Regions from separate parts of the Homo sapiens genome. Here region 1 is linked to region 2. Evidence: read pairs that join two places in POLR2A ChIA-PET (ENCODE). Cell type or tissue: K562. All regions are shown on one strand. Links, peaks and the distances in the headings refer to the core of each region. The heading gives the core; the rest is flanking DNA.

The links. Peaks named below come from ENCODE experiments on the same cell type or tissue, not always from the same donor. Only the 100,000 strongest peaks of a DNase experiment are listed, where the experiment ranks them.
Region 1: POLR2A ChIA-PET joins it to region 2 with 5 read pairs; 15 of 35 experiments call an interaction of 5 or more read pairs at or near these places.

What each region holds. Positions count from the first base shown.
Region 1 is chr22:21,821,601-21,829,577 of GRCh38, forward strand. All of the region lies in intron 1 of MAPK1 (mitogen-activated protein kinase 1), which reads right to left. Among named protein-coding and RNA genes, the nearest start is that of MAPK1, 42 kb to the right of the region's middle. In K562, for the core only: no CTCF peak of the experiment used is centred there; a DNase peak (open chromatin) is centred at 4,821.
Region 2 is chr22:21,875,587-21,883,563 of GRCh38, forward strand. No RefSeq gene overlaps it. Among named protein-coding and RNA genes, the nearest start is that of MAPK1, 12 kb to the left of the region's middle. RefSeq lists an enhancer at 7,237-7,977. In K562, for the core only: no CTCF peak of the experiment used is centred there; no DNase peak of the experiment used is centred there; H3K27me3 peaks cover 1,158 bases.

The DNA of each region.
Region 1 (7,977 bases), core at 3,486-5,985, 53 kb before region 2:
TTTAATAGGCAGCACACGAAAAAGCACTTAAGGAAGAAGGAGCTACAGAAGCTGAAGCACGGAAGGCTGGGTACCAGGTGCTGGATAGTTCAATATGGCTGGAGTTTACACCTGTCCAGGGGAAGAACAAAAGGTGATGTTACTAAAAAGCTGAGAAATCTGTACTTTACTTCAATAACAGAAGATGAAGAGTCTGGATGTGGTGGCTCATGCCTGTAATCCCAGCACTTTGGGAGGCTGAGGCAGGTGGACCACCTGAGGTCAGGAGTTCAAGACCAGCCTGGCCAACATGGTGAAACCCTGTATCTACTAAAAACACAAAAATTAGGCATGGTTGTGCGTGCCTGTAATCCCAGCTACTTGGGAGGCTGAGGCAGGAGCATCACTTGAACCCAGAAGGCGGTGGCTGCAGTGAGCCAAGATCATGCCATTGCACTCCAGCCTGGGTGACAGAGTGAGACTCTGTCTCAGGGAAGGCAGGGGAGGGGAGGGGAGGGGAAGGGAATCAGAAACACAGGTATAGAACTGACTGAAGGCCAGGCGTGGTGGCTCACGCCTGTAATCCCAAGCACTTTGGGAGGCTAAGGCAGGTGGATCACCTGGAGTCAGGAGTTTAAGACCAGCATGACCAACATGGTGAAACCCTGTCTCTACCAAAAATACAAAAATTAGCCAGGCACGTAGTGGCAGGCTCCTGTAATTCTAGCTACCTGGGAGGCTGAGGCAGAAGAACTGCTTGAACCCAGGAGGTGGAGGGTGCAGTGAACCGAGATCGTGCCACTGCACTCCAGCCTGGGCGACAGAGCAAAACTCCATTTCAAAAAGGAAAAAAAAAGAAAAAAAAAACTGACTAAAGAGGCTAAAACTAGACATAGGGAGACCAGTTATAATTCTTGAAATATCTATACCCATCAACACTTTGAAATTACAGTGCTTGTTAGACCTGCTGCCTGATCTTGCTATTTACGGCATTAGTAAAGAAGCACATATAAAGACTTCTTAATTTTTCAAAAGTGGTATTTCAGCATAACTGATTCCCTTTGTAATCTCACATTTTATTTTATTCATTTAAAATATTAATCTGAAAAGGAGCCACAAGTTTCACCAACTGCCTAAAGGATTCACGTCATTAAAAAAAAAAAAAAAAGATGAGAACTCTTGTTATAAGGGCAATTTATAGATTCAGTGGAAATGGCAGAGACAGGAAACTAGTACAGAAGTTTGTATTCAAGAGAAAAAAAACGTCAGTTTGGGATCGTAAAGGATGTGCATCAAATAACTTTAAAAACATTTGAATGTTAAAGTTAATTTTATTTATCAAATAATCACCTACATTATGTTAAGCACTGTGGATAAAGCAGTAAAAATATAAAGCTCTCTGCCCTCATAAACTATGAGAGGAGATAGACATAGAGGCTGGGTGCAGTGGCTCATGCCTGTAATCCCAGCACTTTGGGAGGCTGCGGCGGGTGGATCACCTGAGGTCAGGAGTTTGAGACCTGCCTGATCAATATGGTGAAACTCCATCTCTACTGAAAATACAAAAATTAGTTGGGCGTGGTGCCGTGCCATCTGTAGTCCCAGCTACTCGGGAGGCTGAGACAGGAGAATCGCTTGAACCCGGGAGGCAGAGGTTGCAGTGAGCTGAGATCGCGCCACTGCACTCCAGCCTGGGTGACAGAGGGAGACTCCATCACAAAAAAAAAATAAGAGAGAGAGACATAGGTATTAATAAACATATTTGTCATAAACATGACTACATTATAAATTATGATAATTGCTAAGGAAAATGCAAGTTATATAATTAATGTTATTAAGGATAACTAGAAAACTTAGTTTAAATTAGAAGCTTACGGAAGACTCTTCTTCTCTAAAGAAATTAGGGAAGGCATTTAAACAGAGAACTGAAGGATAAGCCGGAATTAGCCAGGTTGCTGGGTGGCAAAGGCAGCAAGTATTCTACAAGCAGGGAGAGGGTAGACCAGAAGTAGACCAGAAGTAGACCAGAAGCCCTAAGAAGACCACTGTGGCTACAGTGTACCAGAGAGAGCGTGGCTCACGATGAGGCAGAAGAAATGCGCAGTGACCCAGCAGTTATGCTAAGGATTTATCTTTTAAGTGTCCTTTCACTTTAAACTGGGGAATAAAAGTATCCAACTTATATTTTGTAAATGATCTTACCAAATAAGAGAAAAACTGAACTGTAAAAAGGAAAAAGTGGCTGGGGGCAGTGGCTCATGCCTGTAATCCCAGTGCTTTAGGAGGCCAAGGCAGGTGGACTGCTTGAACCCAGAAGTTCGAGATCAGGTTGGGTAACATAGTGAGATCCTGTCTCTATTTTAAAAAAAGAAAATAAAAATAAAAAAAGGAAAAAGTTAAAAAAAAAAAAAAAGGAAACCGTTCCAAGCACTGCCATAATACCAGCAAGAGGTGACTGACAGTGGCGTGGACTAAGCAACAAGGATGTAATTGGCATGTTAAGCAGGTCAGTTCAGTGTTCAGTGTGAAACCATACCACCCACTGCAGGACATCTAGCAACCCAGACCCAAGGTCACTATCAATCCAGCAGCACTCTCAAGTCAGTAAAATAATAATTTAAAAAAAAAAAAAAAACACCCACCACATCTCTGAAGGGAGTAGTAAAGTCCTTGGAATGCGTAAGAGCAGTGACAGTGGAAATGGAAAGAGACAGCCAAGACTGAAAGGGAAAGGCTGCTGAGTGGGATCCACGAATGAGATGGTGAGCAGAGCAGGCCAGATAAGATCATCAAGGTCAAAAATGAATTGTGCAGAGAGGAGAAAAAATTTGCAATATGTAGGACTTGTATTTAGCATACATAAAGAACTCTTAAAACTTCAAAACAAGACTACAAACAACCCAATATTACAAATAGGCAAAAGAATAAACACTTCCTTTGTGACAACAAATATGAAAATATGACTGATGAGTCATAAAGGAAATGTAAATTAAAACCAAATACCCATTAGAATAGCTAAAATAACTGACCAATACCAAGTGTTGGTGAGGATGCAGCAAAGTTGAAACTCTCATATACAGATGTCTGTAGGAGCTTTATTCCTAACAGCCCTAAACTGTGTACGACCCAAATGTTAATTAACAAGCAAAGGGTAAACAAACTGTGGTACATCCATACAACAGGACAGTACTCAGCAATAAAAGGAATTACTACTAATCCATGCAACAAGGACAAATCTGAAAAACACTATGCTAAATGAAAGAAGCCAAACACAAAGAGAACAAACTTTTAAATCCCATTTATATGAGATTCTAGAAAAGCTGAAGCTAATCTATAGTGATAGGAAGCCGTGGCTGGGTGCAGTGGCTCACACCTGTAATCCTATGACTTTGGGAGGCTGAGGTGGGTGGATGACGAGGTCAGGAGTTTGAGACCAGCTTGGCCAACAAGGTGAAACCCCATCTCTAGTAAAAATACAAAAATTAGCTGGGCGTGGTGGTGTGCACCTGTAATCCCAGCTAGTCAGGAGGCTGAGGCAGGAGAATCGGTTGAACCTGAGAGACAGGAGGTTGCAATGAGCCGAGATCGCGCCATTGCACTCCAGCCTGGGTGACAGAGCTGGACTCTGTCTCAAAAACAAAAGGAAAGAAAGCCGTGCTTGCCTGAGGCACAAACTGACTGCAAAGGTACCCAAGAAAGCTTTTTGAAGTGATGTAAATATTCTGTATCTTTATTGTGGTGGCAGTTACACAACTACATACATTTGTCAAGATTTCACTGAACAGTACACATAAAAAGATACATTTTATTGCATATAAATTATATCTCAAAAGGTGATTTTTTAAAAATTTAGCTGTGCTACAAAATTAAGGGGTTGATTCTCTTTCATGGTTCATAAGCTCATATTCAAGGAAATTCCAAGGGAAATGTTCCAAACAGGTTTTAAGTAATGACAGTATCATTAGAATAAATGCCCAGCCTTCCACAATCATTTCAAAGGCTTTGACATAAAATTTCTAATATTTTTAGGTTTTCTTCCCATCCTCTTCATCCCCTGTCATTATAGTCATGTCTCATAGCAGAGGCTCAATATTTGTGGATAATATATCCACCTTATTTAGACAAACGTTATTATCATGCACAAGCACCATATACTGTAGCAACTAAAATGCTACCTAACAACTGTGAATGGGTTATTTTTAGGGAAAGCTATTAAGCTGTTCTCTAAGCCACCCATTTTGGTGAACTTTAATTATCTGAACACGAAACTACAGCACTCTGTTTCACAGATAAAAATTATCTTGTCTTCAGATGCTAAGTAAGTTAGACTGAGCCAAACTCATGTTCCAAAAATAAATAGGTAGATAATACTAATGATTGCTTTAAAAGAAAATGTATTCCTTACTTTAGCTTGGTTCTCTGACAATTCACTAACCAAGAAAAACAGTGCAAAGGTTTTTTTTTTTCAGATGCTGCAAACCATTAAGTGAACTATTAAAAGCTAGCCTAAGGTTATTTAAGCAATAAAACCAGTAATAGCAAATGCTTAGCATTTATTCATAATTTTTTATTATTTTAAGAGCCAATGTTCCAATGTACTATAGGTACCATGGCTTAAAATCTAGTCATTAACAAGTATGCAACTTCTCTAGAAAAGGTGCTCTGGAGAGCCCAGAGCTTGAACAAGTTTTGTTGGTTACATATGCATTTGTCAATTTCTTCAGTAATAAAACAGACTAAAAGACCCAGAAAAGGTTTCAATTCTGGTCCTATCCCTCACTAGCTGAGAGACACTGGCTGAATTACTTAGTATCTCTGAGTAATCACTTGCTTGGCTAGAAAATGAGGAAAGCCCGGGGATTGTGAAGATTAGAAAAAGCAGATGCAGCCTAAAAGATAGTAGGCCTTCAAAAAAAAGTTGTATGGTCTTTTAAAAATTATTTTACTTGGCCGGGCGCGGTGGCTCACGCCTGTAATACCAGCACTTTAGGAGGCCGAGGCAGGAGGATCACGAGGTCAGGAGATCGAGACCATCCTGGCTGACACGGTGAAGCCCCGTCTCTACTAAAAATACAAAAAATTAGCTGGGCATGGTGGCAGGCGCCTGTGGTCCCAGCTATTTGGGAGGCTGAGGCAGGAGAATGGCATGAACCCGGGAGGTGGAGGTTGCAGTGAGCTGAGATTACGCTACTGAACTCCAGCCTGGGCGACAGAGCGAGACTCCGTCTCAAAAAAAAAAAAAATTATTTTACTTATTATTATTCATTACATTTATCATGTGATACCCTAAAAAGGAAGTAACATCAGAAAAGAACACTGGGCTTCAAATCAGGAGGTCTGAGTTTTAGTCCTAACTCAGCTATGCCCTACATATATGCTTTGATAATGCTGGCCAAGTTACAAAAAGAAGATTCCATTATTTCATGTTCAGGCTACATCCAAACATAAGCAGCACAAAATAAAAAATATGGATAAAGAGACACACTCAGTTATACAGGTGTATGCGCAGACACTGACATAGATGAAGACTTGTAGTGACTTATATTCAGAAAAGTTTCCACAAATTTTTGGTGAACTGTGGTACCCAAATTATTAAAGTATGAAAAACATTTCTCTCTTCATGAATGGGAAAAATGTCTATTTTACTTGATCTAAGATATACTACCAGGATTTAGTACTGCGACTATCCATCATCTTAAAAATCCATAACCAAGCAGCTCTGTTTTACTTAAAGCATGCTAGGGTAGCCCAAAGTGAGACTTGGTAACAGATACTATCTAATGCAAAGCAGTTACTGCTTAGAAGTGTTCTGAACTTGCCATGAGAAAGAAAGGGAGACCCTGATGAAATAGATGGAGTATCCACTTCTTGATCATTTCCCTACATTTCCTTTCTCCTCATTTATTTCCTCCCACTTTCACTGGAAAAGAACTTTACAATGGTCTGGGTGAGGCTAGCTGGCAGTGAGTTATGACAACAGCTAGAAGTAGTATCAACACAAACCAAGAGCATTAAGTGACCCCTGAGGTAGAGTGAGAAAATAAGGAAGGACTACATTTAATCATAATGATCATAGTCACTAGCACAGTGCTAAGAACTTAAGAAAAATCCTTATATATTATCTTCACCACAACCCTATGAAACATAACCCCTACTTTATAGATGAAGAAACTGAGGCAGAGTGGAGGGTCAACTAACGTGTCCATGATTACATACCTAGTAGTTAACAGAACTGAGATTCAAATCCAGGTGTGCTGACCCCCAAAACCCATGTTCTGAACCATGACACTTTATATAGGCCAACAGTCCTTGGCCACAGGCTCTTGTGGTGATCAACCAAGTTCAGGTTCATCATTGAGCCAGATTCAGACAGGTCAACTGAAAAGAAGCTGAAGAAGGCAGGCAGTAAGGACAAGAAAAATAATCATAATGATCATGATATAGAAAATGTACTGCTTCCCAAAGTAGCCTATCCATTTGGAAGGTTCTGGCTATTTAGATCTATTTCCTCAGGATAAGTCAAAACCTGTCTTTCCTGAAATAAGGTGAGTATGTGCTGTAAATGAGGTGTGGGAGTATGGGAGAGCAGGCTGGAAGGCAGAAGATGTGAAGGCAAACCAGGCACAGGGAAGGTGAGAAAGGGACCCGAACGGGGACAAGTTAAAAGAAAACATTGAAGACTCAGCAGAAAGAATCCAGAGATGTTTAGTGCTGCCAATCATGACAATTAAGTGACTTTCTCCAGTATGTATCAGCAGTCTGAGCAAGATCAGACAAAATAAACAGTAGGGTTCCTATAGAGTGGGAGTGGAGAGATCAGGAGAACTGAGAATCTGGTCAGAGTGGGGAGGTCAGCAGACAGAATCCAGAGCGAGGCCAGAGAGGACCAGCACACCGGGAAAACACAAAGGTGAGGGTCTCAAGCCAGGGGTCGTCAGGGAGAGAGGGCAGGATAGGGAGCCATGGTCTAGAAAAGAGGATGATCTACTTTGTCATGGTGACCCTGGCATGCTTTTGTAAGCTGTACCCCAACGAGTCAAGTCAAAGGAAGAGAGGCTCAGATGACCACCTCCGTCACTGAAATGTAAGAGTGAAGAAATGCAAATATTTTCTGAACTGCCTCACTTTTGGAAATATTAAACACCTGTCTCAGAAATCTGGAAAATGACTAAGATGGGGAAAATGTTTAAACTTGCAGTATCCAGTATTATTATCTAAACTGAAAAGAACTGCCTGCACAACTAAGCAGGTGGTGAGATGTTACATAACAGATGCTAAACTAGGTAAAGTGGAAAAATGTAATACATAATTATAACTTTAAAATGCCAGTAAGAAAATCTTCAGTCAGCTCTGGAAAACTAATTTTACTTCTTTTCATGAAAAAGTTGCAGTTAGTTTCTTTTGCAACCTGTCATGATAGAAGAGGAATTGCAGAAGGAAAGGAAGACCCTAAACAAAACTGATAATCATTCATCTGTATGTGTTTTAAAACATATGCAGGTAGTTTTCATATATGGCTGGTGGGAATGCAAACTGTACAACTCTTCTGGAGGGGAACTGGGCAATACCTAACAAAATTATATATGTGTACATCTTTTAACCCAGCAATCCTACTTCTAAGAATCTACTCTGAAGGTACACCTCCAATGATATGAAAAAACATATGTACAAGATTATCCACAGTAGCACTATTTGTAATTGCAAAATACTGGAAACAATCTAAATGCCCACACATTGGAGGAGACTGAAGACACTATGTTATATCCACATGGAGTACTATGCAGCAGTAAAAATGAATGAAAATCATTCTAAGATGTCTAAGAACAGACACAGAATGAATTCCAAGATATATTGTTAAGTGAAAAAACCAAAGTACAAGATTTAGACTATGCTATCCTTCATATAAGAAATGGGCAATAAGAACATATACATATATCTGCTTATTTGTACAAAAGAAATACAGGAAGGATAAACCAGAAACTAAAGAGATCAGCTACC
Region 2 (7,977 bases), core at 2,032-4,531:
ACCAGCCATGCTAATCTACCCTCAGTACTCTCGTGTCTTTTGGTTTTAGCATGTATCAGTCTCCCTCCCTGTAACATGTTGTCTCTGCGCTATTCCAGCATTGGTGGACATTTAAAACTACCACACTGTTATGGGATGATGCGTCTGACTGTTAATTTTCTCCAGAGAGCGCCTCTTGCCTAGTTCCATGGGCACTAAGCAACCTTATGATTAGAGTTTGGGTTCACTTGTGATTTTCTGATGGGGAAAGTTCCCTGACCAGAGGACAACCCCATTTGGGTCCTATGGCAATGACTGTTCATTCTAAGATGGGGTTTAGTCTCATCGGTCTCTACTGAGTCAGGTTAGCATGAGCCAGGCCCAGAGGGAACAATCATCTAGCTCCGACAACAACAAGTTTCTGGAAACACAGTGGAGAACTAGCCTCTGGAACATGGTAAGACAATAACTAAGCTACCATCTAAGCATAAGGCCGACTACCTGAATGTCTTTCTTACTGACTCAATACGGTGGCAATAATTCACAGATCTGCAGAATCTTAGAAAACAATGGACATCTACCCAGCATTGACTCCTCCTTCTGGTAGCAGCAACCTAGATTTTTTTTTTTTTGAGATGGAGTCTTGCTCTTGTCATCCACGCTGGAGTGCAATGGCACAATCTTGGCTCACTGCAACCTCCGCCTCCGGGGTTCAAGTGATTCTCCAGCCTCAGCCTCCAAAGTAGGTGGGATTACAGGCACTCACCACCATGCCCAGCTAATTTTTGTATTTTTAGTAGAGATGGGGTTTCACCACGTTGGCCAGGCTGGTCTCAAACTTCTGACCTCAGTTGAGCTGCCCACCTCGGCCTCCCAAAGTGCTGGGATTACAGGCATGAGCCACCATGCCTGGCCAACCCAGTTTTTATTTGGTGACCTGTCCCTTCTGCACTCATGTAGTTTGAAGGGCTGGCCTCATCCCCAAGTTCAAGAGAACCATGTGACCCAGGGCTCCCTAATCAGAACACAGACATTGGTTCAAAGGATGGGCATGTGACCTGATTCAAGCCAATGATATTCAGCTCAGACTTTTGCAGAAACTATTAGGAAAAAGGTGTTCCCTTTTTGCTGGGGTGGTGGGAAGTGAATGTGAGTCTGTGGCCAGACATGCCACGATGCAAGAAACACCCTCCGAGAGGAAGACAGAGATGAAGACAATTCCTTCCTGCTGCAGTTTGAGGCTGTATATAGCTAAGCCTGAACTTTAGGTTTCTGTCACTTAAAGCCATAAGAGTTCTGACTAATGCACTACCCAATTAACTCATTTTTCTGCAGAAATTGCTCAGAACTGTGCAATAAATTGTGAGACATGAATCAGAAACTCATGAATGATGAAATGAGAGAAAAGAACTGGCAATGAGCCTTGAAACTAGCTAAAGATAGAGAGATAACGGAATAAAAACACCACTCAGTAGAGACTGATACTGATAAGTTGAAATAATTGTTGCTATGGTAACAAACAAAATGCAAAATAAAAAGTTGAGAACGAAGATCTTTAAAAATAGGGTTTTAAACCTGAGATTATGCAGTGGAAACCAGGGGAGAAGAAAGAGGATAGAAAAGCCAGAGACTATGTCTTTGTTTTATGTAACATGAGGATAAAAGTTATTTAAAAAAATATATAAGTTCATATAATTTTTCAGTGTAAAAAGCCTTATGTATACCTTATAATTCATTACATGAGACGAAAGGAACAACGTAATTCATACAGCAAAAATCAAGAGTCTTAGGAAGTATACTAGATACTTTCCTCACATTTGTAAATTAAAAAAAGAAATGGCAAGAAATTATAAACAAGAATATCAAAACACCAGAAAATTAGAAAATTAGATGAGCAAAGGTTAGATTACGTATAACAAGCCAAATGTAAACAAGTAAAAATGTAAACTTCTAAAATTACTATTTAAAATATTAAAACTTCAGATCACATCAAAAAGCAAACTGAATATATACTGTTGTTTAAAAAGATATGCCTATTTATGTGTGTGTATATATATAGTATGTATATGCATATATATACATATTAGTAGTATGTATACTAATAATATATATAATATAAAAAGGCTTTGTTACTGGACATGGTGGCTCACACCTGTAATCCCACTGCTTTGAGAGGCTGAGGTGGGAGGATTACTTGAGGCCAGGAGTTCAAGACCAGCCAGGTCAACATAGCAAGACTCTGTCTCTACAAAAATAAAAATTAAAAAATTAACTGAGTGTGGTGGTACACACTTGTAGTTCCAGCTATCCAGGAGGCTGAGGCAGGAGAATCCCTTAAGCTCAGGAGTTAGAGGCTGCGGTAAGCTATGATCACATCACTGCACTCCAGCCTGGCCAACAGAGCAAAATCCTGTCTCAAAAAAAAAAAAAGGCATTGTGAAACTAAAGGCACCAAATAACATAACAACACAAAACAAGAAGCAGAGCCGGGTGTGGTGGCACATACCTATCGTCCCAGCTACTCAGGAGACAGAGGCTGGAGGATCACTTAAGACTATTAAGACTGGAAGTTTGAAGCTGTAGTGCCATATGATCATGCTTGTGAATATGCACTGCATTCCAGCCTGGGCAACATAACAAGATCTTGTCTCTTTAAAAAAAAAAAAAAGTCGGCCGGGCGCGGTGGCTCACGCCTGTAATCCCAGCACTTTGGGAGGCCGAGGCGGGTGGATCATGAGGTCAGTAGATCGAGACCATCCTGGCTAACAAGGTGAAACCCCGTCTCTACTAAAAAAATACAAAAAATTAGCCGGGCGCGGTGGCGGGCGCCTGTAGTCCCAGCTACTCGGGAGGCTGAGGCAGGAGAATGGCGTGAACCCGGGAAGCGGAGCTTGCAGTGAGCCGAGATTGCGCCACTGCAGTCCGCAGTCCGGCCTGGGCGACAGAGCGAGACTCCGTCTCAAAAAAAAAAAAAAAAAGTCTATAGGAACACAGCTAATAGAAACACAGTTATAGGCTGGGCTCAGAGGCTCACACCTGTAATCCCAGTGTTTTGGGAGGCCAAAGCAGGAGGATTTCTTGAGGCCAGGAGTTACAGATCATCCTGGGCAATGTAGCGAAGCCCCTCTCTAAAAAAAAAAAGTTTTAAAAATTAGTCACGTGTGGTGGCATGCATCTGCAGTCCTATCTACTTGGGAGACTGACATGGAAGGATGGCTTGAGCTCAGGAGTTTGAGGCTGCAGTGAACTATAATTATAGTAAAATATGATATACCATTATCAGACTGTGACATATAAACAAAAATAAAGATGAGCTAAACAGCAGAATTAGTAAGGTATAAAAACTTACGCTGTGTCCTCCACCTACATAAAATACATCACCACCACTCCCAGTATCTCTGGAACATTGACAACAACTTATCCTTTACTGGACCACAAAATTTGTTTGTTTGTTTTTTTTTTTTTTTGAGATGTAGTTTCGCTCTGTTGCCCAGGCTGGAGTGCAGTGGCACGGTCTCAGCTCACTGCAACCTCCATCTCCCTGGTTCAAGCAATTCTCCTGCCTCAGCTTCCCAAGTAGCTGTGATCACAGGCACCCACTGCCACGCCCTAAGTTTTGTATTTTTAGTAGAGACTGGGTTTCACCATGTTTGCCAGGCTGGTCTCCAACTCCAGCCCTCAGGTGATCTGCCCACCTCGGCCTCCCAAAGTGCTGGGATTACAGGCATGAGCTACCACACCTGGCCCACAAAATTTTTTAATAAATCCAAATAAGCAAAAATTGTTGAGGTCAAATCCTCTGATCACAGCACAGTTTAACAAATGAACAATCATACGAAGTTTAAAATTAACAAACATCCTACTAAGTGCTTTATTAGAACATTAGCAGACATTCTACTAAGATTTCAGTCAGATGGCCGGACGCGGTGGCTTACACCTGTAATCCCAGCACTTTGGGAGGCCGAGGAGGGCGGATCAACTGAAGTCAGGAGTTTGGAGACCAGCCTGGCCAACATGGTGAAACCCTGTCTCTACTAAAAATACAAAAATTAGCTGGGCGTGGTGGTGCATGCCTGTAATCCCAGCTACTTGGAGGAGGCTGAGCGAGGAGAATCACTTGAACCTGGGAGGCAGAGGTTGCAGTGAGCCGAAATCGCGTCATTGCTCTCCAGCCTGGGCGACGAGTGAGACTCCATTTAAAAAAAAAAAAAGGTTTCAGTCGGGAAGCCAGGTGCAGTGGCTAGCACCTATAATCCCAGCACTTTGGGAGGCTGAGGCAGGTGGATCACTTGAGGTCAGCAGTTCAAGACCAGCCTGGCCAACATGGTGAAACCCAAATTAGCCAGGCGTGGTGGCAGGTGCCTGTAATCCCAGCTACTTGGAAGGCTGAGGCAGGAGAATCACTTGAGCCCAGGAGGCAAAGGTTGCAGTGAGCCGAAATTGGGCCGTTGCACTCCATCTTGGGCGAGTGAGACTCTGTCTCTCAAAAAAAAAAAAAAGGTTTCAACCAGAAAGGAAATAATACAGTAACAGGCCAGGAGCATGATGGCTAACACCCGCAATCTCAGCCCTTTAGGAAGCAGAGGTGAGAAAATTGCCTGAGGCCAGGAGTTTGAGACCAGCCTGGGCAACAAAGTGAGACCCTGTCTCTAAAAAAATTCAAAAAATAGGCCGGGCACGGTGACTAATGCCTGTAATCCCAGCACTTTGGGAGGCTGTGGTGGGCGGATCACGAGGTCAAGAGATCGAGACCATCCTGGCCAACATGGCAAAACCCCGTCTCTACTCTAAATACAAAAATTAGCTGGGCATAGTGGCGTGCGCCTGTAGTCCCAGCTATTCAGGAGGCTGAGGCAGAATTGCTTGAAACCAGGAGGCGGAGGTTGCAGTGAGCCAAGATCATGCCACTGCACTCCAGCCTGGCAACAGAGAGAGACACCATCTCAAAAAGAAAAAAAACAGAAAAAATTTTTTAAAAAAATTAGCTGACTGTGGTGGTGCATGCCTATAGTCCCAGCTGCTCGGGAGGCTGAGGGTGGAGGATCCCTGGAGCCTGGGAGTTCCAAGTTACAGTGAGCTATGATTGAGGCTCACTGCATCCTCAACCTCCTGGGCTCAAGCCATCCTCCTACCTCAGTCTCCCAAGTAGCTGGGACTACAGGTGTGTGCCACCATGCCCAGCTCATTTTTTTATTGTTTGTAGAGACAAGATCTTGGTATGTTGCCCAGGCTGGTCTCAAACTCCTAGGCTCAAGCAATCCTGCCTTGGTCTCCCAAAGTGCTGGGATTATAGGTGTGAGTCACTGTTCCCAGCCGAGACACTGTCTCATAAAAAGAAAAGAAAAGAAAAAAAAAAAAAAGGCTGGGTGCAGTGGTTCACACCTGTAATCCCAGCACTTTGGGAGGCAGAGGCAGGCAGATCACCTGAGGTCAGGAGTTTGAGACCAGCCTGACCAACATGGCAAAACGCTGTCCCTACTAAAAACACTAAAAATTAGCTGGGCGTGGTGGCAGGCACCTGTAATCGCAGCTACATGGGAGGCTGAGGCAGGGAGAATTGCCTGCACCTGGGAGGCAGAGGTTGCAGTGAGCTGAGATCATGCCACTGCACTCCAGCCTCGGCAACAGAGCAACACTTTAAAAAAAAAAAAAAAGAAGAAGAAGAAAGAAGGAGAGATAGAGAAAAGCAAAGAGGAGAAGAGAAAAGAAAGAAAAGAAAAGAGAGAGGCTGGGCATGGTGGCTCATGCCAGTAACCACAGCACTTTGGGAGGCCAAGGTGGGCGGATCACGAGGTCAGGAGATCAAGACCATCCTGGCTAACATGGTGAAACCTTGTCTCTACTTAAAATACAAAAACATTAGCCGGGCGTGGTGGCGGGCGCCTGTAGTCCCAGCTACTTAGGAGGCTGAGGCAGGAGAATGGCATGAACCCAGGAGGCGGAGCATGCAATGAGCCGAGGTCGTGCCACTGTACTCCAGCCTGGGTGACAGAGCGAGACTCCGTCTCAAAAGAGAGAGAGAGAGGGAGGGAGGGAGAGAGAGAGAGAAAAAAAAAAGAGAGATGCAGTAACACTCTTTGGAAAATCATGAAAATAATACAACTACTACTACAAACTTGGAAGACAATTCCTTTAATATTAGGCTGGGGTGGCCCCTGGCATTGATATTATATAACATTGCTTTGGCCCAAATAAGAGCAGCTGCCTTTTATCTCCTTTTCGGGGTTCCTCTTATCTGCCCATTCCTTAAATTCTAGTGTGTCCTCCCCTTACCAGTTAGAATCTTTCAGCTGTAAGTCCAAAAAGCCCTAAGTCAAACACGAACAGGACCAGGGTGAGCTGAGTGAGGCACCTGGGGTGTACATTTAAGGAGATGCTCACTCTCAGGGTTGGCAAGTGTAGCATCAGCATCCGAGAGTGAGCACCTCCTTCAATATTCTGTCCTAGGTGCTCAACTAGGACACAACTTTGGTTCTGGCCAAACTCAGTTGGTACAAACAGTAAAGGCACATGCTTTCTCATCTAACACAGGTAGGGGTCTGACTCCTCTTCTCTGCTCTTTTTGAGGCACTGCCCTCCTCTCTGTGTTGGCATTATCCTCAAGCAAGTCGGGAGGTGGCTGTAGTGGATCCAGACAGCACGTGGTACCACACTATTCAAAGGCAGAAAGGGACTGTCCCTCTGGGAGCCTCCTCAGGAGTAAGAAGCCCCCCAGCAGCAGCAGTCTTCCCCTCATGCTTCACTGGCATGCTAGGTTGCATGCCCACCCTATCTAATCACCATTTCTACTTATAGTATTTTCTAGTTTTTTTTGTTTTTTGTTTTTTGTTTTTTTTGAGAGGGAGTCTTGCACTGTCACCCAGGCTGGAGTGCAATGGCGTGATCTCAGCTCACTGCAACCTCTGCCTCCCAGGTTCAAGCAATTATCCTGCCTCAGCCTCCTGAGTAGCTGGGATTACAGGTGCCTGTCACCATGTCTGGCTAATTTTTGTACTTTTAGTAGAGTCAGGGTTTCGCCATGTTGGCCAGGCTGTTCTTGAACTCCTGACCTCAGGTGATCCACCTGCCTCAGCCTCCCAAGTATTGGGATTACAGGCGTGAGCCACCGTGCCCGGTCGAGAACTGTTCTTAATTTAAAAAAATGAATTAACTTACAGTAAAACTGACTTTTAAAATGTACACAGTAGTAGTTCTATTAGTCTTTTGGTTTTTGGTTTGTGTTTTTTTTGAGGCAGAGTCTCACTCTGTTGCCCAAGCTGGAGTGCAGTGGCATGATCATGGCTCACTTCAGCCTTGACCTCCTAAGCTCAAGGGATTCTCTCACCTCAGCCTCCCTAGTAGCTAGGACTATAGGCATGTAACACCATGTCCAGCTAATTTTTTTTTTTTTTTATTGATCATTCTTGGGTGTTTCTCGCAGAGGGGGATTTGGCAGGGTCACAGGACAATAGTGGAGGGAAGGTCAGCAGATAAACAAGTGAACAAAGGTCTCTGGTTTTCCTAGGCAGAGGACCCCGCGGCCTTCCGCAGTGTTTGTGTCCCTGGGTACTTGAGATTAGGGAGTGGTGATGACTCTTAACGAGCATGCTGCTTTCAAGCGTCTGTTTAACAAAGCACATCTTGCACCGCCCTTAATCCATTTAACCCTGAGTGGACACAGCACATGTTTCAGAGAGCACAGGGTTGGGGGTAAGGTCACAGATCAACAGGATCCCAAGGCAGAAGAATTTTTCTTAGTACAGAACAAAATGAAAAGTCTCCCATGTCTACCTCTTTCTACACAGACATGGCAACCATCCGATTTCTCAATCTTTTCCCCACCTTTCCCCCCTTTCTATTCCACAAAACTGCCATTGTCATCATGGCCCGTTCTCAATGGGCTGTTGGGTACACCTCTCAGACGGGGTGGTGGCCGGGCAGAGGGGCTCCTCACTTCCCAGTAGGGGCGGCCGGGCAGAGGCGCCCCTCACCTCCCGGACGGGGCGGCTGGCCGGGCGG